Linked DNA regions of Homo sapiens: region 2 is linked to region 1. The links are chromatin loops, found by intact Hi-C in ENCODE. Cell type or tissue: CD4-positive, alpha-beta T cell. All regions are shown on one strand. Each heading gives the region's core, and the rest is flanking DNA. Links, peaks and the distances in the headings are about the cores only.

Region 1 (15,301 bases), core at 3,967-11,966:
GAAACAAATCTATGTCTAGAATTTGTCTTTCATGTAGTCTTGGTTTCTATAAAAAACCACTAATAATACCATTTGAATTGAACTACAATTCTCTTTTTATCAACTACTGATAGACTCAAGATTCCATCCTTTTCTGCTCACCTACAATGAATTTTAGAAGTCCTATCTGAAATTCTGTTTTTCTTATTCCAATAATCATTTTGCAAAAGGATTGAAAGAGTTTATGGCCCTTTAAACCAGAGGACAGCAAACTAAATCTGGACCACTCGCTTTTTTATAGTAAATAAGGTTTTATTGGAACATAGACATGTTTATTGGTTTACTTATTATCTATGGCTGCGTTGACACTACAGCAGCAATGTTAAGTAGTTGTACAAGAGACAGGATGGCCTAAAACGGCAAAATCATTCTCTGACCCTTTACAGAAAAAGCTTCCAGATCATTATTTTAATGTATTCATGTTGTACATTTTGGGGACTTGGTTGTTAAATTTTATAGCCAAGTTGTCTTTCGAATACTTTTCAAAGTAAAATATGTTCTTTTTAAGACGGGGTCTGGCTCTTTACTCAGTCTGGAGTGCAGTGGCATGCTCTTGCCTCACTGCAACCTCCACCTCCCAGGATCCCTCCTGGATTCTAGCAATTCTCGTGCTTCAGCCTCTTGAGTAGCTAGGATTACAGGTGTGCACCATCATGCCTGGCTGATTTTTGTATTTTTAGTAGAGATGGGGTTTCACCGTGTTGGCCAGGCTGGTCTCGAATGCCTGACCTCAGGAGATCCACCCACCTTGGCCTCCCAGCTGCTGAGATTACAGGCGTGAGCCACCATGCCCAGCCAGGCAGTGGCGCAATCTTAGCTCACTGCAGCCTTAGCCTACAAGGCTCAAGCAATCCTCCTGTCTCAGACTCCTGAATAGCTCGGACCACAGGTCCCACCACCATGCCCAGCTAATTTTTGGATTTTAATTGTAGAGATGAGGGTCTCACTATATTGCCAAGGCTGGTCTTGAACTCTTGGCCTCAAATGATACTCCTGCTTTGGCCTCCCAAAGTGCTGAGATTACAAGCATGAACCTTCATGCCTAGCCTCAAAATAAAATTGTATTGCAAACTTTTGTTTTACTGAATGAATGCTTGAAGTAACTGAACTCCTTAATCTGGCATTATGTTCTGTTACTACTAGAGAACCTGCTGTTATGAACCAAGTGGTGTTTTTTTAGATCTTTTTTTTATCAGCAAATCTCTATTTTATTTTATTTATTATTTAATTTTATTTATTTATTTTTTGAGACAGAGTCTCACTGCATCACTCAGGCTGGAGTGCAGTGGCACAGTCTCGGCTCCCTGCAACCTCCGTCTCCTGGGTTCAAGCAATTCTCGTTCCTCAGCCTCCTGAGTAGCTGGAATTACAGGCGCGTGCCAACATGCCCAGCTAATTTTTGTATTTTTAGTAGAGACAGGGATTTGCTGTGTTGGCCAGGCTGGTCTTGAACGCCTGACCTCAAGTGATCCCTCCACCTTGGCCCCCCAAAGTGCTGGGATTACAGGCGTGAGCCACCCACCTGGCCCAAATCTCTGTTTTAACCATATGTAGTTGATAAATCATTTTAGTCAAATATAGATAGTACTTTGTCATCAGTTACTTTTTATGGAAGCTCAGAGTGAATACTTTTTAATTATTTTTCTATGTTATAAGAAAAACATTGAAATATCTTATAATGAAACTGGAAATGTTATTACTTAGAATAATTAAAATAAAATGTTTTTACATTTTTGTTTAGTAAAAATTGGCCTACGTCATCCAGATGCTGTAGTGGAAACCAGCTCTTTATCCAGTGTTACTCCTCCTGATGTTTGGTACAAAACATCCATTTCTGAGGAAACCATTGATAATGGCTGGTTATCAGCATTGCAGCTTGAGGCAATTACATATGCAGCCCAGGTAAGCAATAATATTTCATAATACAATAATTATTTTATCCTATTCTATATAACAGAGTTGTTTCAATCTAAAGGTAACTTTTCCTTGTATGAAAACCTTGTAAATGTAATATTTATGAAAGTTTAATGTGTTGGAAAATTAAATTTTAGAAGTGTAGCAGAGATACAGATAGTGCATTTCCAGTGGAAATGGCAAATGTTATAACTTGCTTGGAATTTACTGGGAATATTTATTAAAATTAAAAATATGTATATCGACCAGGCACAGTGGCTCATGTCTGCAATCCCAACAGTTTGGGAGGCTGAGGTGGGTGGATTGCTTGAGCCCAGGAGTTCGCGACCAGTCTGGGTAACATGGTGAAACATCATGTCTACGAAAAATACAAAAAATTAGCTGAGTGTAGTGGCACGCACCTGTAGTCCCAGTTTCTCGGGAAGCTGAGGTAGGGGAATCACCTCAGCCCAGGAAGTCGAGGCTGCAATAAGCTGTGATCTTGTCACTCCACCCTGGGTGATGGGAACGAGACCCTGTCTCAAAAAAAAAAAATTATATATATGTATATGTGTGTGTATATATACCCATTCCTAGGAGTGTGTTCCCTGGAACTGTTAGATAAGAACATATGCAGAATGATATTTGTTGTACCTTTTGTCCCTCCAGCTGGAAAAGATTTGAGCATCCACATTATTGGGGGGTAATTGCATAAACTGTGATATTATTGGACAGTGGGGTGTTGTGTGGGCTTTTAAAATGATGTGAGGTAGAGTTAAGCAGTTGTCTTGAAATGATTTCAGTCATATTCCATATCTGTAAAATAAGTAATGACCAAAATAGCCATTTATCCTCCATATTTTGTGTGATATAAAACTTTTAATTTGGCTGGGCATGGTGGCTCACGCCTGTAATCCCAGCACTTTTTTTTTTTTTTTGAGATGGAGTCTCACTGTGTCGTCCAGGCTGGAGTGCAATGGTGCGATCTTGGCTCACTGGAACCTCCGCCTCCCAGGTTCATGCCATTCTTCTGCCTCAGCCTCCCGAGTAGCTGGGACTACAGGCACCCACCGCCACGCCCGGCTAATTTTTTCTGTTTTTAGTGGAGATGGGGTTTTACCGTGTTAGCCAGGATGGTCTCGATCTCCTGACCTCATGATCCACCCATCTCGGCCTCCCAAAGTGCTGGGATTACAGGTGTGAGCCACCGTGCCCGGCCCAATCCCAGTACTTTGGGAGGCTGAGGCAGGCGGGTCACCCTGAGGTCAGGAGTTAGAGACCAGCCTGGCCAACGTGGTGAAACCCTGTCTCTACCAAAAATACAAAAATTAGCCAGGCATGGTGGTACACACCTCTAGTGCCATCTACTTGGGAAGCTAAGTCAGGAGAATCACTTGAACCCAGGAGGTGGAGGTTGCAGTGAGCTGAGATTGTGCCACTGCACTCCAGCCTGGACGACAGAGTGAGACTCTGTCTGAAAAAAACTAAAAAACCACTGGCCGGGCACTTTGGGAGGCTGAAGCTGGCGGATCACCTGAGGTTGGGAGTTCGAGACCAGCCTGGCCAACATGGTGAAACCCTGTCTCTACTAAAAATACAAAAACTAGCTGTGCGTGGTGGCACATGCCTGTAATCCTAGCTACTCGGGAGGCTGAGGCAGGAGAATCACTTGAACTCAGGAGGCGGAGGTTGCGGTGAGCCGAGATTGTGCCATTGCACTCTAGCCTGGGCAACAAGAGCAAAACTGTCTCAAAAACAAAACAAAACAAAAACAAACAAAAACCTGTTTGATTCTGCAGGTGTTGATAAGGGGTATGGCGGGCTCCTCACTAATTTGTTAACTTTCATTACCTGGTGCATGGAAGAGTAGCAGGAGATAATATACAGTAAATATGTAGAAAGTATTCACATTGAGCTGGGCGCGGTGACTCGTGCCTGTAATCTCAGCACTTTGGGAGGCCAAGGCGGGTGCATCATGAGGTCAGGAGATCGAGACCATCCTGGTCAACGTGGTGAAACCCTGTCTACTAAAAATACAAAAAATTAGCTGGGCGTGGTGGTGCATACCTGTAATCCCAGCTACTCGGGAGGCTGAAGCAGGAGAATAGCTTGAACAGGAATTCAGAGGTTGCAGTGAGCCGAGATTGTGCCACTGCACTTCAGCCTGGCAACAGAGCGAGACCCCGTTTCAAAAAAAGAAAAAAAAGAAAGTATCCACATTAAAGCCAAAACTATAAAATTTGGCTGGGTGCAGTGCCTCACACCTGTAATCCCAGCACTTTGGGAGGCTGAGGCGGGCGGATCACGAGGTCAGGAGATCGAGATCATCCTGGCTAACATGGTGAAACCCGTTTCTACTAAAAATAGAAAAAATTAGCCAGGCGTGGTGGCGGGCGCCTGTAGTCCCACCTACTCAGGAGGCTGAGGAAGGAGAATGGTGTGAACCCGGGAGGCAGAGATTGCAGTGAGCCAAGATCGCGCCACTGCACTCCAACCTGGGCGACAGAGCGAGACTCCGTCTCAAAAAAAAATCCAAAACTCTATGAAATTTATGTAAAAATAAAGTCACAAAATACATATACAAAACAAAAAACATAACATATTCCTACTCCTAAAACAGTGTATGAAAGATTGATCACCAAAATATCTGAAGGATTATATTAATTACCAGCCTTTTGTTTTTCAGCAACATGAAACTTTCCTACCTAATGGAGATCGTGCTGGCTTCTTAATAGGTGATGGTGCCGGTGTAGGAAAAGGAAGGACGATAGCAGGAATCATCTATGAAAATTATTTGTTGAGTAGAAAACGAGCATTGTGGTAAGTGTTTAAAAACTGGCTGTGGGCCAGGCGCAGCGGATCACGAGGTTAGGAGATCGAGACCATCCTGGCTAACACAGTGAAACTCCGTCTCTACTAAAAGTACAAAAAATCAGCCGGTCGTCATGGTGGGTTCCTGTAGTCCCAGCTACTCAGGAGGCTGAGGCAGGAGAATGGCGTGAACCCTGGAGGCATAGCTTGCAGTGAGCCGACATTGTTCCTCTGCACTCCAGCCTGGGTGACAGAGTGCGACTCCGTCTCAATGGAAGGTTTTGTTAGTAATTACTTTAGCATGTGGGGATGGGATCCGCCTTCCCCATCTAGACAGGATCTTTGTCACCCAGGCTGGAGTGCTGTGGCATATTCATGGCTCACTGCAGCCTCTACCTCAGGGGCTCAAGCAGTTCTGCCTCAGCCTCTTGAGTAGCTGGGACTACAGGCATGCACTACCATGCTTGGCTAATTTTTTGTAGATACGGGCTCTTCTTGTGTTGCTCAGGCTGGTCTCGAACTCCTGGGCTCAAGCAGTCCTCCTGCCTTAGGCTCCCAAAGTGCTAGGATTATGGGTGTGAGCCACTGCACTCAGTGGGATGGTGTTTTAATGAGTAAGTGTATTTTCTTTTTCTTTTTTTTTTTTTTTTTAAGTGTCAAGACCTGGCTTTATTAATTTTATTCCTGAATTCTAGAATGATATAATTTGTATTTAATTTGTGCTTTTTAATATTTTGGCAGGTTTAGTGTTTCAAATGACTTAAAGTATGATGCTGAAAGAGATTTAAGGGATATTGGAGCAAAAAACATTTTGGTTCATTCGTTAAATAAGGTATGAAATCTTTTTATTCAGTTGGTCATTCAATAAATATTGACTCATCTGTGAGATGACAATAATAATAGCTATGTATATAAGGGGACACTTTTTGGAAAACTTTGATGTTACTCCACAGAAAGCATAGTGAGTGCTAGCCACTATTGTTGGTTTGTGGATTCCTATATGCTAAACACTGACAGGCAGTAGCCACTCATCACATGTGGCTATTGAACAGTGTAAGTGACCAGTCCAAATTGAGATGTGCTCTCAAGTGTACAGTGCACACCAGTTGATTCTCTCAATTTTCAGTGTTATTTTTATCTTTCTTTTATAGTTTATATGCCATAAGGGTGCAGTTTAGACAGGTGGCATACCTTGCACTATAGGTCACCAAATCATATGCGATGTAGATAGTTATGGCTTGGGCAGACTGGTTTCAGTATTTGTACAGCTAATGGACTTGAGTTACTCATACCTCTGCTCACATGAAAACAATTCTGTAAGCTGAAAGACAATGTGTGCCAGTGTGTTTTAGAATGTTAAGGTTCAGTTAGCAAATCTTTATTGACTTACTATGCATGCACCAATTGTTGGTGCTATAAGGTTAAAATAGACTGATAGGGTTCCTGGAAGGGCCTCCCTAGTAGCCCTTTGAAAATAAGTAACTGCACCTCTACTTCCCATGTGAGTCCTAAGTTGAATTCAGTGTTGCCCTAAACAGTGGCTTGTTAGGGTGGGTTTTACTGGGTGGATTTGTAGCTATAAAGTACTGTGTCTTGAATGACTGTATACAATTCAGAACTAAAAGGATGTAAGTGGCATCTAGAATTTTTTTTTTAAATTTCAGAGTAGTATTAGAAAGGCACATTAACAATTACTCATAATTCTTATGTATCAGAAATTAATCACAGTGTTTTGCATATAGTAAGTGCACAATAAATGTTTGTAAATTGTGACTTTTTATTCTTATAGGGAAGTTTGTCTGGTTTTTAATGTTTTTTTTTGTGATGATAAAAGTTTTTAAGACTTTGAAAACTGGATTTAAAAAAAAAAAAAAAAGATCTCAGCTCTGTTGCCCAGGCTGAAGTGCAGTGGCACAATCTCGGCTCACTGCAACCTCCATCTCCCAGGCTCAAGCAGTTCTCCCACCTCAGCCCCTGTGGTAGCTGGGACTGCAGACACGCACCACGATGCCTGGCTAATTTTTGTATTTTTTGTAGGGATGGGGTTTCACTATGTTGGCCAGGCTGGTCTTGGAACTCCTGAGCTCAAGCGATCCACCCACCTTGACCTCCCAAAGTGTTGGGATTACAGGTGTGAGCCACTGTGTCCTACCAAAAACTGGATTTTTGTACTATAAAGTTGTGTGTTTGTGTTGTGTACATTTATACAAATAAATTTGCGTCTCTGTACTTTTATGTTTTCTGAAGCCTGTCATGGGCCTAACAAGAGTTCCTGCTTGTGAATGTTTAGTTGGGATGAATGTTGCAGAGAGAAAGGTATACTAATTAACTAAATTCTTTTCTTTTCTTTTTTAGTTTAAATACGGAAAAATTTCTTCCAAACATAATGGGAGTGTGAAAAAGGGTGTTATTTTTGCTACTTACTCTTCACTTATTGGTGAAAGCCAGTCTGGCGGCAAGTATAAAACTAGGTTAAAACAACTTCTGCATTGGTGCGGTGATGACTTCGATGGAGTGGTATCCTTTATGGCAAATATTTTTCTATTTTTTAACGACAAGAAAATTATAAAAGGGTAGACCTTTGGGAAACAGGAATCTTGAGATTAAACGAGTTGCTGGAGTGAAAACTTTAATGATTACCTAGAGTCCAAAGGGATTGGAAAGTTGATTCGGTTTTTTACCTGTCAGATAGGAGACCAATGTTTAATCTCCTGGTTTAGAAAAATGTTAATAGATATGAGGAATACTGAATACTGTATTCCCCTTTTGAGGATTAACATTGCATATTTACATAGCAGAATACCCGAGAAGACTAAGTGAAAGAAAACTGTTAGAACTTAGTGGTCCCAAACTTGTTCACAGTATATCTTTTAACTGTCCTGCATGAGGAACATCACTTTTTGAAATGCTGATTAAGTTGGTTACCAATCATGCTTCTACTTTTACAAGTTACCAGATAACAACTTCTTGCTGCAGTGGGTTCTTTTCTCTGTTTTAATTTAGAGGCAAATTGCTGGTTTAAATTCCAAATTCAGTGAATGTCTTTGAGGCTAGAGAGGGAGGAGGATGTAACTGGGGAAAGGCCCATAGGACTTCCTTTGTATTTGCAGTCATGAAATAGGCAATCAGAAGGCCTCAGGGAAATAAAAGTTAACTCTTCTTGAAAGACTGGAGATTCTTACTTAATACTAATGTGATACATTCCTTAACTCATTCCATTTAGATAGTGTTTGATGAGTGTCATAAAGCCAAAAACTTATGTCCTGTTGGTTCTTCAAAGCCAACCAAGACAGGCTTAGCAGTTTTAGAGCTTCAGAACAAATTGCCAAAAGCCAGAGTTGTTTATGCTAGTGCAACTGGTGAGTATTTATTTATTTAAAAATATATATTGTAGGTTATTTTTTCAACTATAATATATTTCATTTGTGGGATTTTCAGGTGCTTCTGAACCACGCAACATGGCCTATATGAACCGTCTTGGCATATGGGGTGAGGGTACTCCATTTAGAGAATTCAGTGATTTTATTCAAGCAGTAGAACGGAGGTAATGCAGTTTACGGTATATACTCTTCTCAGTAGCAATCTAAGAAGTGTGTTATTCCTAAAGCCCATTCTCTGTATGTTAAAATTCTACTGTATTGGTAATTACTGTATGTTTTAATTTTATTCAGAGGAGTTGGTGCCATGGAAATAGTTGCTATGGATATGAAGCTTAGAGGAATGTACATTGCTCGACAACTGAGCTTTACTGGAGTGACCTTCAAAATTGAGGAAGTTCTTCTTTCTCAGAGCTACGTTAAAATGTATAACAAAGCTGTCAAGCTGGTGAGGAATTTTTCTTAATTCCTAGTGTTTATTTAATGTATCTGATAATGTTTCTGTTAGTTTTGGCGATTGCGATGCCTCCTGCCCATGGGAATGTATTTCTACTATAAAACAACAGATGAAGCCAGGCACGGTGTCTCATGCCTCAGCACTTTGGGAGGCTGAGGCGAGCAGGTCACCTGAGGTCAAGAGTTCAAGACCAGCCTGGCCTACATGTTGAAACCTCATCTCTACTAAAAATACGAAAAAAAATTAGCTGGGCATGGTGGTGTGCGCCTGTAGTGCCAGCTACTTGGGGAGGCTGAGGCAGGAGAATCGCTTGAACCCAGGAGGCGGAGGTTGCTGTGAGCCAAGATGGTGCCAGTGCACTCCAGCTTGGGTAACAGAGGGATACTCCATCGCAAAACAAAAACAAAAACAAAAAACAAAAACAAACAGATGAGTTACCAGATGATAGGCTGTTTAACCAATGTGTTTTTTTTTGTTTTTGTTTTTAATTGAAGCAGGGTCTTACTCTGTCACCCAGACTGGAGTACAGTGGTGTGATCTTGGCTTACTGCAACCTCTACCTCCCAGGTTCAAGGAGTCCTCCAGACTCTGCCTCCTGAGTATCAGGGACTGCAGGCGCATGTCAATGTGCCTGGCTGATTTTTGTATTTTTTGGTAGAGATGAGGTTTTACAGTGTTGCCCAGCCTGATCTGGAACTCCTGGGCTCAAGCAATCCACCTGCCTCAGCCTCCCAAAGTGCTGGGATTACAGGCATCAGCCACTGCGCCTGGCCTAACCAATGTTCTTATATTTCAGATTGTCCATGTTTTCATTTTGTTAAGGTAATTCATAAGTTATAGCCATTTATTTCAGTTGCATAGTTCTTAAAATCACATTATTTTCTAAAATGACTGCATTAGGTAATAAGAAACTTGAGACAACTGTGTGAGTATCCTGAGAAATAGATTCCCAAGTTACTAAAGATGATTTATTAAATTAATATTAAATGGTCTTGCACTTAACATTGTTTTGATTTAATTGGTATTTTTAAATAACTAGACTCAAAGATGAAGTGTCTGAAATGTTGATTATGTATCTTCAGTGGGTCATCGCCAGAGAGCGGTTTCAGCAAGCTGCAGATCTGATTGATGCTGAGCAACGAATGAAGAAGTCCATGTGGGGTCAGTTCTGGTCTGCTCACCAGAGGTTCTTCAAATACTTATGCATAGCATCCAAAGTTAAAAGGGTTGTGCAACTAGCTCGAGAGGAAATCAAGAATGGAAAAGTAAGTAGAAGAACTCATTAAGAGATTGTTTGGGGGTTATGTTGTTTAGTCTTTGTGGGTGCTGAGGTTTTCTGCTTGTAAAATCTGGTTTTCCTAAAGGATAGTAAAACTTCTAAAAAATACATTTCTTAAAATTATAAAAGCAATGCCTGCTTAGAGAATTTAGAGAGTTCAGAAAAGTATAACAAAGTAAACATCACTATAATTGGTCATCCATAGCTGGTAGCACTGGTAACATATGGATGTGTATTGCGTTAAGGTTTTTTCTTTTCGGTGAATATTTATCTACTTAAAGCATAAGATACTATAAACTGTACAAGGGCAGGGGCTTCACTCATGCTTACTACTGTCTGTAATCCTATCTCCTGCCTAAATTTTTGACAAATAACCTGTCTCAAATATGTAGAAGAAATAAGTAAAACAAATTTGTGTTTTATAATAATGAGGACATTCTTGTTTGAAATCTTTGTTTAGCTAAATGTTTAAAATATGTCTTGGTAAGAAGCCACAAACATTATTATTCATAATTAACATGTTTTCTTTTTTCTCCAGTGTGTTGTAATTGGTCTGCAGTCTACAGGAGAAGCTAGAACATTAGAAGCTTTGGAAGAGGGCGGGGGAGAATTGAATGATTTTGTTTCAACTGCCAAGTAATGTTTTTGTTCTTTTAATGTTTTTGTTTCTTTTTGAGTTCTTCCTTACCTTAGTTCCAATGTGGGCATTTCCTGGAGACAAAACTTTTGTTTCACCTGCATCATCTTTAAGTTTTCTTGATCTGAGTTTTCTGCTTTTCTGTAACAGTGTATCTATTGGAAAACAATAACAGAAATCTCATAATCCTAAAATGTTAAGCATTTTGCTAATATTACACAGAGTATGTGAACTAACAGAAGGGCTAGACTTTGTTTATCTTGTACATCTTGGAAATCTGTGACAGCTTGGCTTAGATTCAGTTTTAGTGTACTGTATTTGAAATTACCGTTATCCACAGGAACAGTAACTATAGTTTGTCCTAATATAACGAAGTCTACTTTATAAGTTGGCTGAGCATGGTGGCTCACAGCTGTAATCTCAGCACTTTGGGAGGCCAACATGGGCACATCACTTGAGGTCAGTAGTTTGAGACCAGCCTGGCCAAAATGGTGAAACCCCATCTCAACTAAAAATAAAAAAAATTAGTTGGGCATGGTGGCACACGTCCTGTAGTCCCACCTACCTGGGAGGCTGAGGCAGGAGAATCCATTGAACCCGTGAGGTGGAGGTTGCAGTGAGCCAAGATCGCACCACTCCACTCCACTCCCCTCTGGGCGGCAGAGTGAGACCCTGTCTCAAAAAAAAATAAAATAAAATAAAGTCTACTTTAAAAGTTGAAAATAAGCATGAGATCTTCAGAAATAGATTTTAAAATGTTTTAGGCATTGTTTTTAGTTTGCCTAACCTCCACATTCAAACTCTGGTAGTAAACTGAGCAAAATAAACTTGCTGCTCTACTATTTTGTGCCTCGGGATGCATTCAGATGCTCCTTTCAAAAGCAATACATGGGGCTCACGCCTGTAATCCAGGCACTTTGGGAGGCTGAGTCTGGTGGATCACGAGAGCTCAGGAGTTTGAGACCAGCCTGGCCAACACGGTGAAACCTCGTCTCTACTAAAAATACAAAAACTAGCCAGGCGTGGTGGCGGGCACCTGTAATCCCAGCTACTGGAGAGGCTGAGGCAGGAGAATTGCTTGAACCCAGGCGGCGGAGGTTGCAGTGAGCTGAGATGGCACCATTGCACTCCAGCCTGGGTGACAGAGAGACTCGGTCTCAAAAAAAAAAAAAAAAAGAAAAAAGCAAGACATACACCTGCTAATCTATATTTTTCTGTACATAATTGCCTAGAACTACCGTGTCCAGAATGGCAGCCGCTTGTCACATGTGGCTATTGAGCAGTTGAAATGACTGGTCCATATTGAGATGTTATTATATGTGTACTGAGCCAGGTTTCAAAGACTCCTTAAGAGAAAATAACATAAAACATATGTGTTGACATGGTATATTGAGTTAAAATGTATTATTAAAATTAGTTCCACCAGTTTTATTTATTTTTTACTTTTTTAATTTAAGCTACCAGAAAATACAATAATTGTGTATGTGGTTTGGCTTGCATTCTTATTATTTAGTTGGACAGCTTTGGGCTAGAAAATTAAAATTTATTTGAGCTCGTTTATCAGTATTTTGTAAAACTGAACAAAGTATATTTCAATATATTTAATAATACTTTACATATAATTATTTTGTCAACTGAAGCAGTAATTGTCACTGTTTCTCTCCTACAGAGGTGTGTTGCAGTCACTCATTGAAAAACATTTTCCTGCTCCAGACAGGAAAAAACTTTATAGTTTACTAGGAATCGATTTGACAGCTCCAAGTAACAACAGTTCGCCAAGAGATAGTCCTTGTAAAGAAAATAAAATAAAGAAGCGGAAAGGTGAGCACTTTAAAAAAGAAAAAATAGGCCAGGTGCGGTGGCTCACACCTGTAATCCCAGCACTTTGGGAGGCTGAGGTGGGCAGATCACGAGGTCAGGAGATCGAGACCATCCTGGCTAACACGGTGAAACCCCATCTCTACTGAAAATACAAAAAATTAGCCGGGCATCGTGGTGGGCACCTATAGTCCCAGCTACTCGGGAGGCTGAGGCAGGAGAATGTCGTGAACCCAGGAGGCAGAGCTTGCAGTGAGCCGAGATAGCGCTGCTGCACTCCAGCCTGGATGACAGAGCGAGACTCTGTCTCAAAAAAGAAAAAGAAAAAAGAAAATAGTTGACGTTGAAAATACTGTTGAAATTAAAACATAAGCATTTTAAAGTGGCTATATTTTGGGAATGAACTGCCTTCCATGAATTCACAAATGGTTCCAAATTTTCACTGTCACTTGTACAATTTTGAATGCACAAGTTATCCCCGTTTTAAATTAGGAATTGAGCAATTCACTGGTGGTTGGCAGTGTGTTAAGCACTTGGCTATATACATTCTACCATATAACCTGGCAGAGGTCCATACGAAATTAGGTCTTATTTTTCCAATTTTATAGACAGAGATCATTGAAGCACAGAAAGATTTAAAGATTAAAGAGTTTTCCTAGTTTCACAGAGATAGTTAATGATGCATGGGAACTAAAACCTGTGTCTTTGTATTGTCAGACCTGTTCTTTAATATATAGACAGCTGGGTGTTTCAGTAGTTTTCTTTAAAAGAGCCTTTTCTTTTTTTTTCTTTTTTTTTTTTGAGACAGGGTCTCCGTCTCCGTCACCCAGGCTGGAGTGCAGTGGTACCATCTTGGCTCACTGCAACCTCTGCCTCCTGGGTTCAAGGAGCTGGGATTACAGGCATGCACCACCACGCCCTGCTAATTTTTGTATTTTTAGTAGAGATGGGGTTTCACCATGTTGGCCAGGCTGGTCTCAAACTCCTGAGCTTAAGCAATGCACCCACCTAGGCCTCCCAAAGTGCTGGGATTACAGGTGTGAGCCATCTCGCCCAGCCCTGTTTTGGTTTTAGAAGTTGACTTCTCGCCGGGCACAGTGGCTCACGCCTGTAATCCCAGCTTTTTGGGAGTTGAAACAGGCGGATCACCTGAGGTCAGGAGTTCGAGACCAGCCTGGCCAACATGGCGAAACCCCTTCTCTACTAAAAATTAAAAACTTAGCCAGGACTGGCGGCAGGGGCGCCTTATAATCCCAGCTATAAGGGAGGCTGAGGCATTAGAATCACTTGAACTCGGGAGGCAGAGGTTGCAGTGAGCCAAGATTATGCCACTGCACTTTAGCCTGGGAGACAGAGTAGACACTGTCTGGGGAAAAAAAAAAAATATCTGGTCATGGTTGCATGTGCCTGTAGTCCCAGGTACTTGGGAGGCTGAGGTGGGAGGATCACATGAGCCAGGGAAGTCGAGGCTGCAGTGAGCTATGATTGTGCCACTGCACTCCAGCCTGGGCAACAGTGAGGCCCTGTCTCCAAAAATAAAAAGGTTTTATAAATTGATTTTCTATTGATTTTCTAAGTATTCCATGTCTATAAACCTGTAATTATTAGGCCTCTTCTCAAATCTGATACACAGTCAAATTGTGACTATGCCAGAGGTTCTGCTTTTACTCTGTTGTCCTGAATATGTTTTGAAACTTGTGCACTTGAAGGCAGTCTTGACTTAGTACTTTTGTATCCAATTTCTTCTTCAGAATAAATGTTTATAACCTTATTTTTTATGGGAGTCCAAAAGGTTAGTGCTGGTTTGTGAATTCTGTTTGTTTTTTGACTTAACCTAAATACTTTTCCTCTGCACTTTTCATTTGAATTAATTCATGAACTAAATGTGATGTACTGGATCTTAAGAAACATTGAATTTGGGCTGACTCTCTTGTTTGTGGCGGAGGGTAGGTGAAGAAATAACTCGAGAAGCCAAAAAAGCACGAAAAGTAGGTGGCCTTACTGGTAGCAGTTCTGACGACAGTGGAAGTGAATCTGATGCCTCTGATAATGAAGAAAGTGACTATGAGAGCTCTAAAAACATGAGTTCTGGAGATGATGACGATTTCAACCCATTTTTAGATGAGTCTAATGAGGATGATGAAAATGGTAAGTTCAGTATATTAAATATACACGAAAGCATATAATATTTCAGTATATTTGAAAATGGGATATGAAACCTTTTCTTCTGTACAGTACAAATGATCACACAGATTATAATCTTTGCTTGGTGGAAAGCTCCAGGCTTATCTACCTTCTGGAAGTTTGAGCCTCATATATGTGAGAAGATAACCTCAATTTTGTGCAGTTATTTTTAACTTGAAAACATGGATTTGTACCCCATGGTGTATGGATGAACCAATGTAGGTGGTGATAAGTTATCAGTTAACAATATAAAAAATTTCATCCAGGCGCGGTGGCTCATGCCTGTAATCCCAGCAATTTGGGAGGCTAAGGTGGGTGGATCACCTGAGGCTGGGAGTTCGAGATCAGCCTGACCAACGTGGAAAAACCCCATCTCTACTAAAAATACAAAATTAGCCAGGTGTGGTGGCACATACCTGTAATCCCAGCTACTCAGGAGGCTGAGGCAGGAGAATCGCTTGAACCCAGGAGGTGGAGATTGCAGTAAGCTGAGATTGCGCCATTGCACTCCAGCCTGGGCTACAACAGCGAAACATTGTCTCAAAAAAATAAAATTTCAAAGGTTGTTTCCTTTGAAGATTCTGTACTTGTTTTAACAAATGATTTGACATGTATCTTTCCTTAACACTCAGATCCCTGGTTAATTAGAAAAGACCACAAGAAAAACAAAGAGAAAAAAAAGAAGAAAAGTATAGATCCAGATTCTATTCAAAGTGCCTTATTAGCATCAGGTCTTGGATCAAAACGACCTAGTTTTTCATCTACACCAGTTATCTCACCTGCTCCTAACAGTACACCAGGTATCC
Region 2 (15,301 bases), core at 7,218-15,217, 50 kb after region 1:
CTATGTAGGTGTAGATGGTTCTCCTTTACTAATCTGACATGGTGCATCTGGAGACAACATCTGATGGGATCCAAAGACAACTTGAAACAAAGGTGGATGTCAGCTCTTGGTGTGTTTTCATTTGGTTCTCTTTTTTAAATCTCCCTTTTGTTATCGCTCCTGTTGTAGCGTGTCCATCAGTGTGTGAAGGGTGCGCCCTGTTCCAATGATACTGCATTGCTGCATCCAGCCTTTCGTGGGAGCACGGTACCAAGCGTCCGGAATTGATTATCCCAATCATTTTTGATATGTAACTGAAAAATTTGGTCTCATGCAATAAAAATGTACTGGCTGCATTTTAGCAAGGTTTATTTACTCTTGCAAGTAAAAACGATCAACCGTGAAGCGTAACAAATTCTGTATTTAGTTTTTTTTTCTGTTGTGGTGGTTTTTGTTTTGTTTTTTGTTTTTGTAAGATTCTAAATAAATTAAATACGAGTCACGGGTTGTGCTTTCTTTGCGCGCTGTCTTCGCAGATCTCATGAACATCTTCATAGTGTCTTTATAAAATGTAAGTGCTGTCACCGTGCCTTTGCAGATGGCACAGGCACTGAGTCAGGGAGCCAGCCAGGGTGGGGCGGTGCCCAGCCCAGGTGCAGTGTGTGGGCCCGGAGTGGGCTGCTGTCTTGGACTGCTGCGGAAGGCGGTGGGAGGGAGAAAGGGCTGGGATGCGAGTGGGAATCTGAGCAGCGTTTAGTGCATGGCTTGTCTGGGAGTTTCTCTGTGATTATTTCAAATACTTGGGAGAAGGATGTTCAAATTTTAGCTTGAAATGCGTAAGGGTATTCGATCAAATTTGTAAATAGCATTAATGTTTAGGGGGGATTTAACCTCCTGAATATATGAGATAATTGAGCATTAATTGAGGAACAAGTCAAAAGGAAGTGTTTTAACTAAAATTTGATTCAGTATTTTTGAGTTTGAAAATTGAAAGAAACAGGTTTTTAAATGTATAACCTTAATAAATTGTGCATTGGCCAGGCACGGTGGCTTACACCTGTAATCCCAGCACTTTGGGAGGTCGAGGCGGGCGGATCACCTGAGGTCAGGAGTTCAAGACCAGCCTGGTCATCGTGGTGAACCCTCGTCTCTACTAAAAATACAAAAAGCTGGCGAGCTGGCGGACACCTGTAATCCTAGCTACTTCGGAGGCTGAGGCAGGAGAATCACTTGAACCTGGGAGGCAGAGGTGGCAGTGAGCCGAGTTCGTGCCATTGTACTCCGGCCTGGGCAACAATAGCAAAACTCTGTCTCAAAAAATAAAAAATAAATTGGGTATTTATATGTTTTTTGTTTTTTTTTTTGTTTTGTTTTGTTTTGTTTTTTTGAGACAGAGTCTCACTCCGTCGCCCAGGCTGGAGTGCAGTGGCGTTATCTCGGCTCACTGCAACCTGTCTCCCGAGTTCAAGGGATTCTCCTGCCTCCGCCTCCCAAGTATCTGGGATTACAGGCGCCCGCCACCATGCCCAGCTAATTTTTGTGTTTTTATTAGAGGTTGGGTTTCGCCATGTTGGCCAGGCTGATCTCGAACTCTTGGCCTCAAGTGATCCACCTACCTTGGCCACCCAAAGTGCTGGGATTACATGTGTGAGCACCCTGCTGAGTATTAATTTGAGTAAGAAATAATGGCCGAAGGCCGGGCATGGTGGTTTAGGCATTTAATTCCAGCACTTTGGGAGGCCGAGGCGGGCAGATCATGAGGTCAGGAGATCGAGACCATCCTGTCTAATACAGTGAAACCCCGTCTCTACTAAAAATACAAAAAATTAGCTGGGCGTGGTGGTGGAAGCCTGTAGTCCCAGCTACTTGGGAGGCTGAGGCAGGAGAATGACGTGAACCCGGGAGGCAGAGCTTGCAGTGAGCCAAGATCGCGCCACTGCACTCCAGCCTGGAGGACAGCCAGACTCCATCTCAAAAAAAAAAAAAAAAAAAGAATGGCTGCTTGTAGTGGCTCATGCCTGTAATCCCAACACTTTGGGAGGCCAAGGCGGGTGGATCACTTGAGGCCAGGAGTTTGAGACCAGCCTGGCCAACATGGCAAAACCCTGCTTCTACAAAAATAAAATTAGCTGGGCATGGTGCCACGTGCCTGTAGTCCCAGCTACTTGGGAGGCTGAGGGGCAGGAGGATTGCCTGAGCTGGGGAGGTGGAGGCTGCAGTGAGCCATGATTGCTCCACTGCACTCCAATCTGGGTGACAGAGTAAGACCCAGTCTTAGAGGGTAAAAGATGAAAGCAAACTTTGGATCGTGCCTCCGCCAGCCCCCTTGTGTTTTTCTGTTAGAATTCCAGGCTGCTTTGACCTTCCTTCCCTTGGGGTTTTGCTCTCCCTCAGTCTTGTTTTTGCTTCACCTTGGGTTGGCCTGGGCCCTGTTGACATTTGAGCCAAGTCATTCTTTGCAGTGGAGGTATCCTGGGCACTGTCGGATGTTGAACAGCATCACTGGCCTCCACCCACAGATGCCAGGAGCACACATCATCCCCACATTTTTAACAACCCAAAATCTCTCCAGACGTTGGCAAATGTCTCCTGGGGGGCAAAATCAATCCTGGTTGAGAATCACTGCTCTAGGCAAATTAGTCATAGAGGAGAAAGCTGGTTGTGTGTGTGTGTGTATACATGTGCATGTGTGCTTTTTACATATGAACAAAGGGCACCACCCCCGAGATACAGAAGATACAAATGTTAACTGGCTGGGCGTTTGGAGTATGTACAATACAATTTCCATAAGTATGAATATTTATCAGCTAGTCATTTGAGAGCATGATGTAAAGAAGCCATCTGTGGAGGCCTTTATGAGAGAGAAGAGGCTAAAAGAAATGTGCCGAATGCTTATTTTTAGAGTCCGATTCTCAGTAAGTTGGCTCCATCCTCTAACGCTGCCCACTCTGGGTGGTAAGTGCCTTACTGGGTTGAGAGGGGCAAGGGCCACACTATTGGGTCTGAATCATCTTTTTTTTTTTTTTTTTTTTTTTGAGATGGAGTTTCACTCTTGTCACCCAGGCTGGAGTGCAGTGGCGCCATCTCGGCTCACTGCAACCTCCACGTCCCGGGTTCAAGCGATTTTCCTGCCTCAGCCTTCCGAGTACCTGGGATTACAGGTTCCTGCCACCATGCCCGGCTCATTTTTTGTATTTTTAGTAGAGACGGGCTTTCACCATGTTGGGCAGGCTGGTCTTGAACTCCTGACCTCAGGTGATCCGCCTGCCTCGGCCTCCCAAAGTGTTGGGATTACAGGCGTGAGCCACTGTCCCTGGCCATCATCATCTTTCAGTAAAGAAATATCACTGTGGCCAGGCACAGTGGCTCACACCTGTAAGCCCAGCACTTTGGTAGGCTGAGGTGGGAGGATCAACATGAGGTCAGGAGTTCAAGACCAGCCTGGCCAACATGGCAAAACCCTGTCTCTACTAAAAATACAAAAACTAGCTGGGCTTGGTGGCGGGCACCTACTGTAATCCCAGGTACTCAGGGGGCTGAGGCAGGAGAATCACTTGAACCGGGGAGGCGGAGGTTGCAGTGAGCTGAGATCACGCCACTACACTCCAGCCTGGGCGACAAAGCCAGACTCCATCTCAAAAAAATAAAAAAAAACAAAACTGAGTATCATGCAAAGGTAGGATAGCTAGGTGCCTGTTAAATTAGTCTGAATACTTCATGTAACTTTTTTTTTCTCTTTTTGAGACAGAGTCTCGCTCTGTATTTTTAGTAAAGATGGGATTTCACCATGTTGGCAAGGTTGGTCTCGAACTCCTGACCTCGTGATCCACCCACCTCGGCCTCCCGAAGTGCTGGGATTATAGGCGTGAGCCACTGCGCCTGGCCCAAACCATATTAATTGTAGGAAATTCAACAGCATGAACCTGTAAGTCGTGTTTTGTGAAGATACCTAAACTGGTGGTAGGAACAAGAGGCCCTACAGTCTCTTCCACCTCTACTCCTGGATACAGGTAAATTATACAAAGCTCTCAATTCCTGCATTGATGCTGGATTTCTGTTTAGCTTTCTGTTCCCACAGTTTCTGCTTTTTGTGTGTATCTTATTTGGAGGTACCTTTATGAAGATAGGTTTATTGTGTCCTCAAATGTCCCATTTTTTTTCCCTGCCTATGGGGAAATAGGCTTAAGAAACAAATTTGTGGCCAGGCGCAGTGGCTCATGCCTGTAATCCCAACACTGGAAGACTGAGGCGGGCTGATCACTTGAGGTCAGGAGTTCGGGACCAGCCTGGCCAACATGGTGAAACCCTGTCTCTACTAAAAATGCAAAAATTAGCCGGGCGTGGTGGTGGGTGCCTGTAAGTCCCAGCTACTCGGGAGGCTGAGACAGGAGAATCCCTTGAGCCCTTTAATCCCAGCTACTCGGGAGGCTGAGGCAGGAGAATCACTTGAGCCCGGGAGGCGGAGGTTGCGGTGAGCCGAGATCGCGCCATTGCACAGCAGCCTGGGCAATAAAGTGAAACTCCATCTCAAAGAAAAAAAAAAAAGAAAGAAACTTGTGTGGACTAAAAGAGGAATTGGCCAACTATGGTCCATGGGTCAAGTCCAGCCTGCCACCTGTTTTTCACTGGCCTCATAAGCTGAGAATGGTTTTGAGAACATTTTTAAATGGTTGGAAAAAATAAAAAGAATATTTTCTAACATGTGAGAAGTATGTGAAATTCAAATTTCAGTGTCCATAAATAAAGTTTTATTGGAACACAGCCATGCCCATTCTCTTATGTATTGTCTCTGGCAGTGTGAGAGCTGCGACAGCACCGTTGCATAGTTACAGAGTCTATATGGCCTACAAAGCCTGAAGCATTAATATTTGCTATCCAACCCTTTATATAAAAGGCTTGCCAGCTCCTGGTCTAAAAACAAGAATAATGGGCCGGGCACGGTGGCTCACGCCTGTAATCCTAGCATTTTGGGAGGGCAAGGCAGGTAGATTGCCTGAGCTCAGGAGTTCAAGACCAGCCTGGGCAACACGGTGAAACCCCATCTCTATTAAAATACAAAAAAATTGGCTGGGCATGGCGGCATGTGCCTGTAATCCCAGCTACTCGGGAGGCTGAGGCAGAAGAATGGGTTGAACCTGGGAGGTGGAGATTGCAGTGAGCCGAGATCATGCCACTGCACTCCAGCCTAGGAGACAGAGCAAGACTTTATCTCAAAAAAAAAAACAAAACAAACAAAAAAAAACAAGAATAGGCCGGGCGCGGTGGCTCACGCCTGTAATCCCAGCACTTTGGAAGGCCGAGGTGGGCGGATCACGAGGTCAGGAGATCAAGACCATCCTGGCTAACACGATGAAACCCTGTCTCTACTGAAAAAATACAAAAATTAGCTGGTGGTGGCACATGCCTGTAATCCCAGCTACTTGGGAGGCTGAGGCAGGAGAATGGCGTGAACCCGGGAGGCGGAGCTCACAGTGAGCCTCGCAAGATTGCGCCACTGCACTCCAGCCTGAGTGACAAAGCGAGACTCCATCTCAAAAAAAAAAAAAAAAAACAAGAATAATGGCAGAAACAAAACTGAAAATTAGGACTGGAAGTGGTGGTTCCCGCCTGTAATCCCAGCACTGTGGGAGGGCAAGGTGGGTGGATTGCTTGAGACCAGGAGTTTGAGACCAGCCTGGGCAACATAGGAAGACCCCATCTCTACAAAAAATAAAAATTAACGGGGCATGGTGGCTTATACCTGTGGTCCCAGCTACTCGGGAGGCTGAGGTGGGAGGATTTTGTGAGCTCGGGAGGTCAAAAAAATAAAAAATAAGTAAATTTGGGAGTAGACCCCTGGTCATAGCCCAAACTGATAGAAGGAATTGTTGTATGTCCCCAGCGCACAAACCATCCTGGAATCAGCAACTGCGATGTCTTAGTCATGATACTTCACCCACCTATTTGTTAGGTTGTGAAATGATGGGTCTGGCCGCCTACGTGACTAGTTTCTTACATCAGTGGTCTTCAAGCCTTTTTGGTCACATACTCCAGATTCAAAAGATTTCTAGGCAGGGTACAGTGGCTCACGCCTGTAATCTCAGAACTTTGGGAGGCCTAGGTGGGAAGATCTCGAGCCCAGGAGTTCAAGACCAGCCTGGGCAACAGGGCAAGACCCCATCCCTACAAAAAATACAAACATTAGTTGGGCGTGGTGGGGCACCCCTGTAGCCCTAGCTACTTGGGAGGCGGGGGTGGGAGGATTTCTTGAGCCCGGGAGGCGGAGGCTGCAGTGAGCCAAGACAGTGCCACTACACTCCAGCCTGGGTGACAGAGCGAAGGACACTGCCTGGAAAAAAAAAAAAAAGTTTCCAGTGCATACCTCCACCTCCAGCACTGCTTATTAATTGACTTGTAAGCTATAGCAGCTGCTGTCCTGATACGTACGCTGTATGTCCCATATAAATAGAAGCTCTAATATTCCCTCCTGTGGGTCACCATTCTCATTACCTGGGGTAGGCACAGTCCTCGTTGGAGCTGATTGCTTCAGAATGTTTTTCAGTGTTGGAATCAGTTCCAGAATAATGTAAGGGCTTTCTCTATGGCCATATTTCCCTGAACGTCCTTGGTCTCAGCTGATCTTGGAAACTAAGCAGTGCGAGGCTTGGTTAGTACTTGGATGGCAGACCACCTCGGGATACTAGGTGCCATAGGCTAGACCTAAATCTTACAATACTGGGGGGAAAAAAAGATATTTTCAAAAAAATAAAGGTTGACCTGGTACGGTAGCTCACGGCTGTAACCCCAGCACTTTGGGAGGCCGAGGCAGGCCGAACACTTGAGGTGAGGAGTTTGAGACCAACTGGCCAACATGGTGAAACCCGTCTCTACTAAAACTACAAAAAAAAAAAAGCCAGGTATGGTGGTGGGCAGCTTTAATCCCAGCTACTCGGGAGGCTGAGGCAGGAGAATCGCTTGAACCCAGGAGGCAGAGGTTGCTGTGAGCTGAGATCGTGCCATTGCACTCCAGCCTGGGCGACAAAGCAAGTCTCCATCTCAAAAAAATAAATAATAAAAATAAAAACATCCTTTCTAGGCTGGTTTTTCGTTTGTTTGTTTGACATGGGGGTCTCATGTGTTGCCCAGGCTGGAGTGCCGTGGCGTGACCTTGGCTAACTGCAACCTCCACCTCCCAGGTTCAAGCGATCCTCCTGCCTCACTCTCTCAAGTAGCTGTGATTACAGGAATGTGCCACCAGGCTCGGCTACTTTTTGTATTTTTGGTAGAGATGAGGTTTCGCTACGTTGCTCAGGCTGGCCTCAAACTCCTGACCTCAAGTGATTTGTGCGCCTTGGCCTCCCAAAGTGCTGAGATTATAGGTGTGAGTCACCGTGCCTGGCCAAGTGCTGGTGTTTTTTGTTAGAGAAAATGGCGTGCGTGTTACCTGTCTTCTTAGGATGTGAAGTGTTGAGAGAATCCTTAGTGATCCATCCTATCAAACCTCCCTGATCTTACAGATGAAACTAAGGCCTGGGGATGTCAAGCGAGTTCTTTGAGGCCTAGAGAAGGGTTTACGGCAGATGTGGAGCTAAAGCTTGTGTCTCCTGATGTTCTTCATACTACACTAATTCCCTGGGCTTTCCTTCTCTCTCCATTTACCTGCTTGCTCCCTGGTAAGCCACTCTGTGAAATATCCATTAAACCAGTAAAGAAACACTCTAAGGCCAGGCACAATGGCTCATGTCCCAGCACTTTGGGAGGCAGAGGCCGGAGGATTGCTTGAGCCCAGGAGTGCAAGACCAGTCTGGGCAACATGGTGAAATCTCACCTCTACTAAAAATACAAAAAGGCCAGGTGCAGTGGCTCACACCTGCAATCCCAGCACTTTGGGAAGCTGAGGCAGGCAGATCACTTGAGGTCAGGAGTTCAAGACCAGCCTGACCAACATGGAGAAACCCTGTCTCTATTAAAAATAAAAAAATTATCTGGGCATGGTGGCACGCACCTGAAGTCCCAGCTACTTGGGAGGCTGAGGCAGGAGAATCGCTTGAACCCGGGAGGCAGAGGTTGCACTAAGCCGAGATCGCCCCACTGCACTCCATCCTGGCGACAGAGCAAGACTCCATCTCAAAAATAAATAAATAAATAAAAATAAAGAAATTACATTGAAAACTATAGAACATTGTTGAAGTTAAAAAAATTAAATAAGACCTAAAATATGGAAGGAGATCCTGTGTTCATGGATTGGAAGACAATATTGCAATTAAAATAGCAATACTCCCAAAATAGATATACAGATTTAATACAAGCTCATCAAAATTCCTATTGTCTTTTTTTTTCTTTTTTCTTTTTTTTTTTTTTTCAGAAAGGGACAAGCTGATCCTAAAACTCATATGGAAATAAATGAAAGTAACCCAAAATAGCCAAAAGCAGTCTTGAAAAAGAAGAACAAAGTTGGAAGACTCATACTTCCCGATTTCAAAACTTACTATAACGCTACAGAAATCAAGGCAGTGTGGTATGGGAATAGGGATAAACAAGGTGAACAGTGGAATAGAATTAAGAGCCTGGAAATAAACCTTCACACTCATCATCAATTGATTTCCAACAATGGCATCAAGACAATTCTGTGAAGGAAAGGAATAGTTATTTATTTATTTGTTTATAATTATTATTTTTTTGAGATGGAGTCTTGCTCTGTCACCCAGGCTGGAGTGCAGTCGCACGATCTCGGCTCACTGCAAGCTCGGTCTCCCGGGTTCACGCCATTCTCCTGCCTCAGCCTCCCGAGCAGCTGGGACTGCAGGCACCCGCCACCACGCCCGGCTAATTTTTTTTTTTTTTTTTTTTTTGTATTTTTAATAGAGACGGGGTTTCACCGTGTTAGCCAGGATGGTCTTGATCTCCTGACCTCGTGATCCGCCCGCCTCGGCCTCCCAAAGTGCTGGGATTACAGGTGTGAGCCACCGTGCCCAGCCGGAAAGGAATAGTTTTTTCAACAAAATGTGCTGAGAGAAGTTCAAGACCAGCCTGGCTAAGATGGTGAAACCCTGTCTCTACTAAAAATACAAAAAAATTAGCCGGGCGTGGTGGCGGGCACCTGTAATCCCAGCTACTCGGGAGGCCGAGGGAGAGAATTGCTTGAACCCAGGAGGCAGAGGTTGCAGTGAGCCGAGATCACGCCACTGCACTCCAGTCTGGGTGACAGAGTGAGACTCCATCTCGAAAAAAAAAAAAAAGTGCTGATATGCACATGTAAAGAATGAATTTGGATCCATCTCACACCATATACAAAAAATAACTAAAAATGCTTTAGGAGGCTGAGGCAGGTGAATCACCTGAGGTCAGGAGTTCAAGACCAGCCTGGCCAACATTGTGAAACCCCATCTCTACAAAAATACAAAAATTAGCCGGGCACGATTGCGGGTGCCTGTAATCCCAGCTACTTGGGAGGCTGAGGTGGGAGAATCACTTGAACCCAGAAGGCAGAGGTTGCAGTGAGCCAAGATCATGCCATTGCACTCCAACCTGGGCAACAGGGCAAGACTCGTTTTAAAAACAGAAATAGAGACCGGGCGTGGTGGCTCATGCCTGTAATCCCAGCACTTTGGGCAGCCAAGGCGGCGGATCACAAGGTCAGGAGATGGAGACCATCCTGGCCAACACGGTGAAACCCTGTCTCTACTAAAAAAAAATACAAAAAATTAGCCGGGCGTGGTGGCGGGCGCCTGTAGTCCCAGCTACTCAGGAGGCTGAGGCAGGAGAATGGCGTGAACTTGGGAGGCAGAGCTTGCAGTGAGCCGAGATCGCGCCACTGCACTCCAGCCTGGGTGACAGAGTGAGACTCTGTCTCAAAAAAAAAAAAAAAAGAAAACAAAACTAGGGGCCTGGCGCAGTGGCTCATGCCTGTAATCCCAGCACTTTGGGAGGCTGGGGCGGGCAGATCACCCAAGGTCGGGAGTTCGAGACCAGCCTGACCAACATGGAGAAATGCCATCTCTACTAAAAATACAAAATTAACCGGGCATGGTGGCACGTGCCTGTAAATCCCAGCTTCTAGGGAGGCTGAGGCAGGAGAATTGCTTGAACCTGGGAGGCAGAGGTTGCGGTGAGCTGCGATCCCACCATTGCACTCCAGCCTGGTCAACAAGAGCGAAACTCCATCTCAAAAACAAAACAAAACAAAAAACAAACACCTAGGCCAGGCGTGGTGGCTCACACCTGTAATACAGCACTTTGGGAGGCTGAGGCGGGCAGATCACAAGGTCAGGAGATCAAAACCATCCTGGCTAACATGGTGAAACCTCGTCTCTACTAAAAATTCAAAAAATTCGCCGAGCGTGGTGGCACGTGCCTGTAGTCCCAGCTACTCGTGAGGCTGAGGCAGGAGAATGGCTTGAACCCTGGAGGTGGAGGTTGCAGTGAGCCAAGATCACACCACTGCACTCCAGCCTGGGCAACAGAGAGATACTCCATCTAAAAAACAAAACAAAACAAAACAAAACAAAACAAAACTCTTCAAATAAAATGGGTGAGGCTGGGTGGGTGGCTCACACCTGTAATCCCAGCATTTTGGGAGCCCGAGGCAGGGGATCACCTGAGGTCAGGAGTTCGAGACCAGCCTGACCAACATGGTGAAACCCCACCCCTACTAAAAATACAAAAATTAGCCAGGTGTGGTGGCGCATGCCTGTAATCCCAGCTACTCGGGAGGCTGAGGCAGGAGAATCACTTCAACCTGGGAGGTGGGGATTGCCATGAGCCGAGATCGTACCACTGCACTCTAGCCTGGGTGACAGAGTGAGACTTGGTCTCAAAAAAAAAAGAGTTCAAGACCAGCCCCCTGTTCCTTAAAAAAAAAAAAAAAAAATTCTGGAGTAATACATTTGTTCAAAAGAAATTTAAAAAAATACAAAAATTAGCCAGTTGTGGTAGCCTATGCCTGTAGTCCAAGCTATTTGAGAGGCTGATGCAGGAGGATTGCTTGAGCCCAAGAGTTCGAGGTTGCAGGGAGCTAGGATCATGTCATTGCACTCCAGCCTGGGTGACAGAGACTCTGTCTCTTAAAAAAAAAAAAAAAAAAAAAAGTGCAGTTTCACTATGGAAAGCAGTTTGGCAGTTCCTCAAAAAGTGAAACAGAGTTATCATTTGACCCACCAACTCCATTTCTGAGTATAAAACCAAAGGAACTGAAAACATGTTCTCACAAAAGCTTGTACACAAATGATGACAGCAGCACTCTTCGTCATAGCCATCATAGCCAAAAAGTACAAATAACTCAAATGTCAATCAACTGATTAATGGATAAACAAAATGGGGTACATTCATACCATGGAATATTCAGCCCTGAAGAGGAAGGAAGTGCTGGAATGCCACCTGCTACAACATGGATGAACCTTGAAACATTATTTATGGCAAGTGGAAGAAGCCAGACACAAAAGGCCACATAGCGTACCATTCTATTTACAGGAAATGTCCTGAATAGGAAATCCAACTAAATTAGTAGTTGCCTAAAGCTGGAGAGAATGAGGAATGAGAAGTGACTACTACCGGGTATGAAGTTTCTTTTTATTTTATTTAATTAATTTTTTTTTTTTTTTGAGACAGGGTCTTGCTCCATCACCCAGGCTGGAGTGCAGTGGCAGGATCTTGGCTCACTGCAACCTCTGCCTCCCAGGTTCAAGCGATTCTCCTGCCTCAGCCTCCCAAGTAACTGGGATTACAGGCACCTGGAATCATGCCCAACTAATTTTTGTGTTTTTAGTAGAGGCTGAGGAGGGTGGATCACTAGGTCAGGAGTTTGAAACCAGCCTGACCAACATGGTGAAACCCTATCTCTACTAAAAATATAAAAATTAGCCGGGCATGGTGGCGGGCTCCTGTAGTCCAGCTACTCGGGAGGCTGAGGCAGGACAATCTCTCGAACCCAGGAGGCGGAGTTTGCAGTGACGCGAAATTGCACCACTGCACTCCAGCCTGGGTGACAGAGCAAGACTTCGTCTCAAATAAATAAATAAATAGGCCAGGCACAGTGGCTCACACCTGTAATCTCAACACTTTGGGAGGCCAAGGCAGGCAGATCGTTTGAGGCGAGGAGTTTGAGACCAGCCTGGCCAATATGGTGAAACCCCATTTCTACTAAAAATACAAAAATTATCTGTGCATGGTGGCGGGCGCCTATAATCCCAGCTACTCAGGAAACTGAGGGATGAGAGTCACTTCAACCCAGAAGGCAAGTGCAGTGAGCTGAGATCATGCCACTGCACTCCAGCCTGGGCGATAGAGCGAAACTCCCTCTAAAAAACAAACATAAATAAATAAATAAATAAAATAAAATAAAAAATAAATAGGCCAGGCGCAGTGGCTCACACCTGTAATCCCAGCACTTTAGGAGGCCGAGGAGTGCGGATCACAAGGTCAGGAGATCGAGAGCATCCTGGCTAACACAGTGAAACCCCGTCTCTACTAAAAATACAAAAAAAATTAGCTGGGTGTGGTGGCGGGCACCTGTAGTCCCAGCTACTCAGGAGGCTGAGGCAGGAGAATGGCGTGAACCTGGGAGGCAGAGCTTACAGTGAGCTGAGATCCTGCCACTGCACTCCAGCCTGGGCGACAGATTGAGACTTTGTCTCTAAATAAATGAATAAATAAATAAATATCAAATGGGGTGGGCCGGGAGCAGTGGCTCACCCCTGTAATCCCAGCATGTTGGGAGGCCAAGGCGGGCGGATCACCTGAGGTCAGGAGTTCGAGACCAGCCTGGCTAACATGGCGAAACCCCATCTCTACCCAAAATAACAAAATTAGCGGAGCGTGGTGGCGGGTGCTTGTAATCCCAGCTACTGGGGAGGCTGAGGAGAATCGCTTGAACCTGGGAGGTGGAGGTTGCAGTGAGACAGGATTGTGCCATTGTACTCCAGCCTGGGCAACAAGAGCGAGACTCCATCTCAAAAATATAAAAATAAAAATAAATAATAAAATAAAACAGGGTGATAATGTTCTAGAATTAGGCCAGGCGCGGTGGCTTACGCCTGTGATCCCAGCACTTTGGGAGGCCGAGTCGGGCGGATCACGAGGTCAGGAGATCAAGACCATCCTGGCTAACATGGTGAAACCCTGCCTCTATAAAAAATACAAAAACAAAAAAAATTAGTTGAGCGTGGTGGCGGGCGCCTGTAGTCCCAGCTACTCAGGAGGCTGAGGCAGGAGAATGGCGTGAACCCAGGAGGCAGAGCTTGCAGTGAGCCGAGATCGCACCACTGCACTCCAGCCTGGGCGACAGAGCAAGACTCCAGCCTGGGAGACACAGTAAGACTCTGTCTCAAAAAAAAAAAAAAAAAAATGTTCTAGAATTAGATAGTGGTGATAGTTGCACAACTGCAAATATGCTAAAAATCACTGAATTATATACTTTTTTGGGGGGTGAGGGGACAGCGTCTCACTATCACCCAGGCTGGAGTGCAATGCCGTGATCTTGGCTCACTGCAGCCTCAACCTCCCCGAGGTTAGGGTGATCCTCCTACCTCAGCCTCCTAAGTAGCTGGGACTACAGGTTAGCCTCCGCTCTCGGCTAATGTCTGTATTTTTAGTAGAGATGTGGTCTTGTTATGTTTCCTAGGCTGGTCTCAAACTCCTGGGCTGAAGAGATCCGCCTTCCTCAACCTCACAAAGTGCTGGGATTACAGGCGCGCACCACCACGGCCCGGCTTTCTTTTTTTGTTTGTTTTTGTATTTTAGTAGAGACGGGGTTTCACCATGTTGGCCAGGATGGTCTTGATCTCCTGACCTTGTGATCCGCCCACCTCGGCCTCCCAAAGTGTTGGGATTACAGGCGTGAGCCACCGCGCCTGGCCGAGTTGTATACTTTTTTTTTTTTTTTTTGAGACGGAGTCTCGCTCTGTCGCCCAGGCTGGAGTGCAGTGGCGCCATCTTGGCTCATTGCAAGCTCCGCCTCCCGGGTTCATGCCGTTCTCCTGCCTCAGCCTCCCGAGTAGCTGGGACTACAGGCGCCCGCCACCACGCCCGGCTAATTTTTTCTATTTTTACTAGAGACGGGGTTTCACTGTGTTAGCCAGGATGGTCTCGATCTCCTGACCTCGTGATCTGCCTGCCTCGGCCTCCCAAAGTGCTGGGATAACAGGCGTGAGCCACCGCGCCCGGCCTCTTAAGTTGCATACTTTTAAAGGATGAATTTTATGCTAAGTGAATAATATCTCGATTAGAATAAAAAACGAAAAGATTTTTTTCTTTTCTTTCTTTTTTCTTTTGAGACACAGTTTTGCTCTATCGCCCAGGCTGGAGCAATGGTGCCATTGTGGGTCAGTGAAACCTCCGCTTTCTGGGCTCCAGTGATCCTTCCACCTCAGCACCCCAGCACCCCAGCCCCTCAGCCCCTCAGCCCCTCAGCCCCTCAGCACCTCAGCACCTCAGCACCTCAGCCCCTCAGCCCCTCAGCACCCCAGCCCCTCAGCACCTCAGCCCCTCAGCACCCCAGCCCCTCAGCACCTCAGCCCCTCAGCACCCCAGCCCCTCAGCACCCCAGCCCCTCAGCACCTCAGCCCCTCAGCACCCCAGCCCCTCAGCCCCTCAGCACCTCAGCCCCTCAGCACCTCAGCCCCTCAGCCCCTCAGCACCTCAGCCTCCAGAGTAGCTGGGACCACGGGCGCGTGTCACTATGCCCCAGCTAATTTTTGTATTTTTAGTAGAGATGGGTTCCTTCTTTCTTTCTTTCTTTCTTTCTTTCCTTTCTTTCTTTCTTTTTCTTTCTTTCTTTCTTTCTTTCTCTTTCTTTCTTTCTTTCTTTCTTTCTTTCTTTCTTTCTTTCTTTCTTTCTTTCTTCTTTTTCTTTCTTTCTTTCCTTCCTTCCTTCCTTCCTTCTTTCTTTTTCTTTCTCTTTCTTTCTCTCTCTCTCTTTCTCTCTTTCTTTCTTTCTTATTTTGAAACGGAGTCTCGCTCTGTCGCCCAGGCTGGAGTGCAGTGGCGCGATCTAGTCTCACTGCAAGCTCCGCCTCCCGGGTTCACGCCATTCTCCTGCCTCAGCCTCCCGAGTAGCTGGGACTACAGGCGCCCGCCACCTTGCCGGGCTAATTTTTTTGTATTTTTAGTAGAGACGGGGTTTCACCGTGTTAGTCAGGATGGTCTCGATCTCCTGACCTCGTGATCCGCCTGCCTCGGCCTCCCAAAGTGCTGGGATTACAGGTGTGAGCCACCGGGCCTGGCGACATGGGTTCTTTCTATGCTGCCCATGCTGGTCTTGAACCCCTGGGCTCAATTGATCTGCCTGCCTTGGTCTTCCATAGTGCTGGGATTACAGAAGTGAGCCATCGTGCCCAGCTGAAACTTT

What was found. Peaks named below come from ENCODE experiments on the same cell type or tissue, not always from the same donor. Only the 100,000 strongest peaks of a DNase experiment are listed, where the experiment ranks them.
Region 2: it touches region 1 in a loop (6-fold over the local background); 5 of 110 quality-filtered maps call a loop at or near these places.

What each region holds. Positions count from the first base shown.
Region 1 is chr12:123,320,693-123,335,993 of GRCh38, reverse strand. SBNO1 (strawberry notch homolog 1) reads left to right here. Exons shown (of 32, transcript NM_001167856.3): 7 at 1,781-1,941; 8 at 4,619-4,752; 9 at 5,485-5,575; 10 at 7,099-7,260; 11 at 7,967-8,102; 12 at 8,182-8,287; 13 at 8,415-8,568; 14 at 9,660-9,842; 15 at 10,395-10,492; 16 at 12,163-12,314; 17 at 14,262-14,459; 18 at 15,128-15,295. Among named protein-coding and RNA genes, the nearest start is that of MIR8072, 36 kb to the left of the region's middle. RefSeq lists a silencer at 630-679. In CD4-positive, alpha-beta T cell, for the core only: no CTCF peak of the experiment used is centred there; no DNase peak of the experiment used is centred there.
Region 2 is chr12:123,274,289-123,289,589 of GRCh38, reverse strand. SBNO1 (strawberry notch homolog 1) reads left to right here. Exons shown (of 32, transcript NM_001167856.3): 32 at 1-481. It also overlaps the pseudogene RNA5SP375. Among named protein-coding and RNA genes, the nearest start is that of CDK2AP1, 10 kb to the right of the region's middle. In CD4-positive, alpha-beta T cell, for the core only: no CTCF peak of the experiment used is centred there; a DNase peak (open chromatin) is centred at 11,109.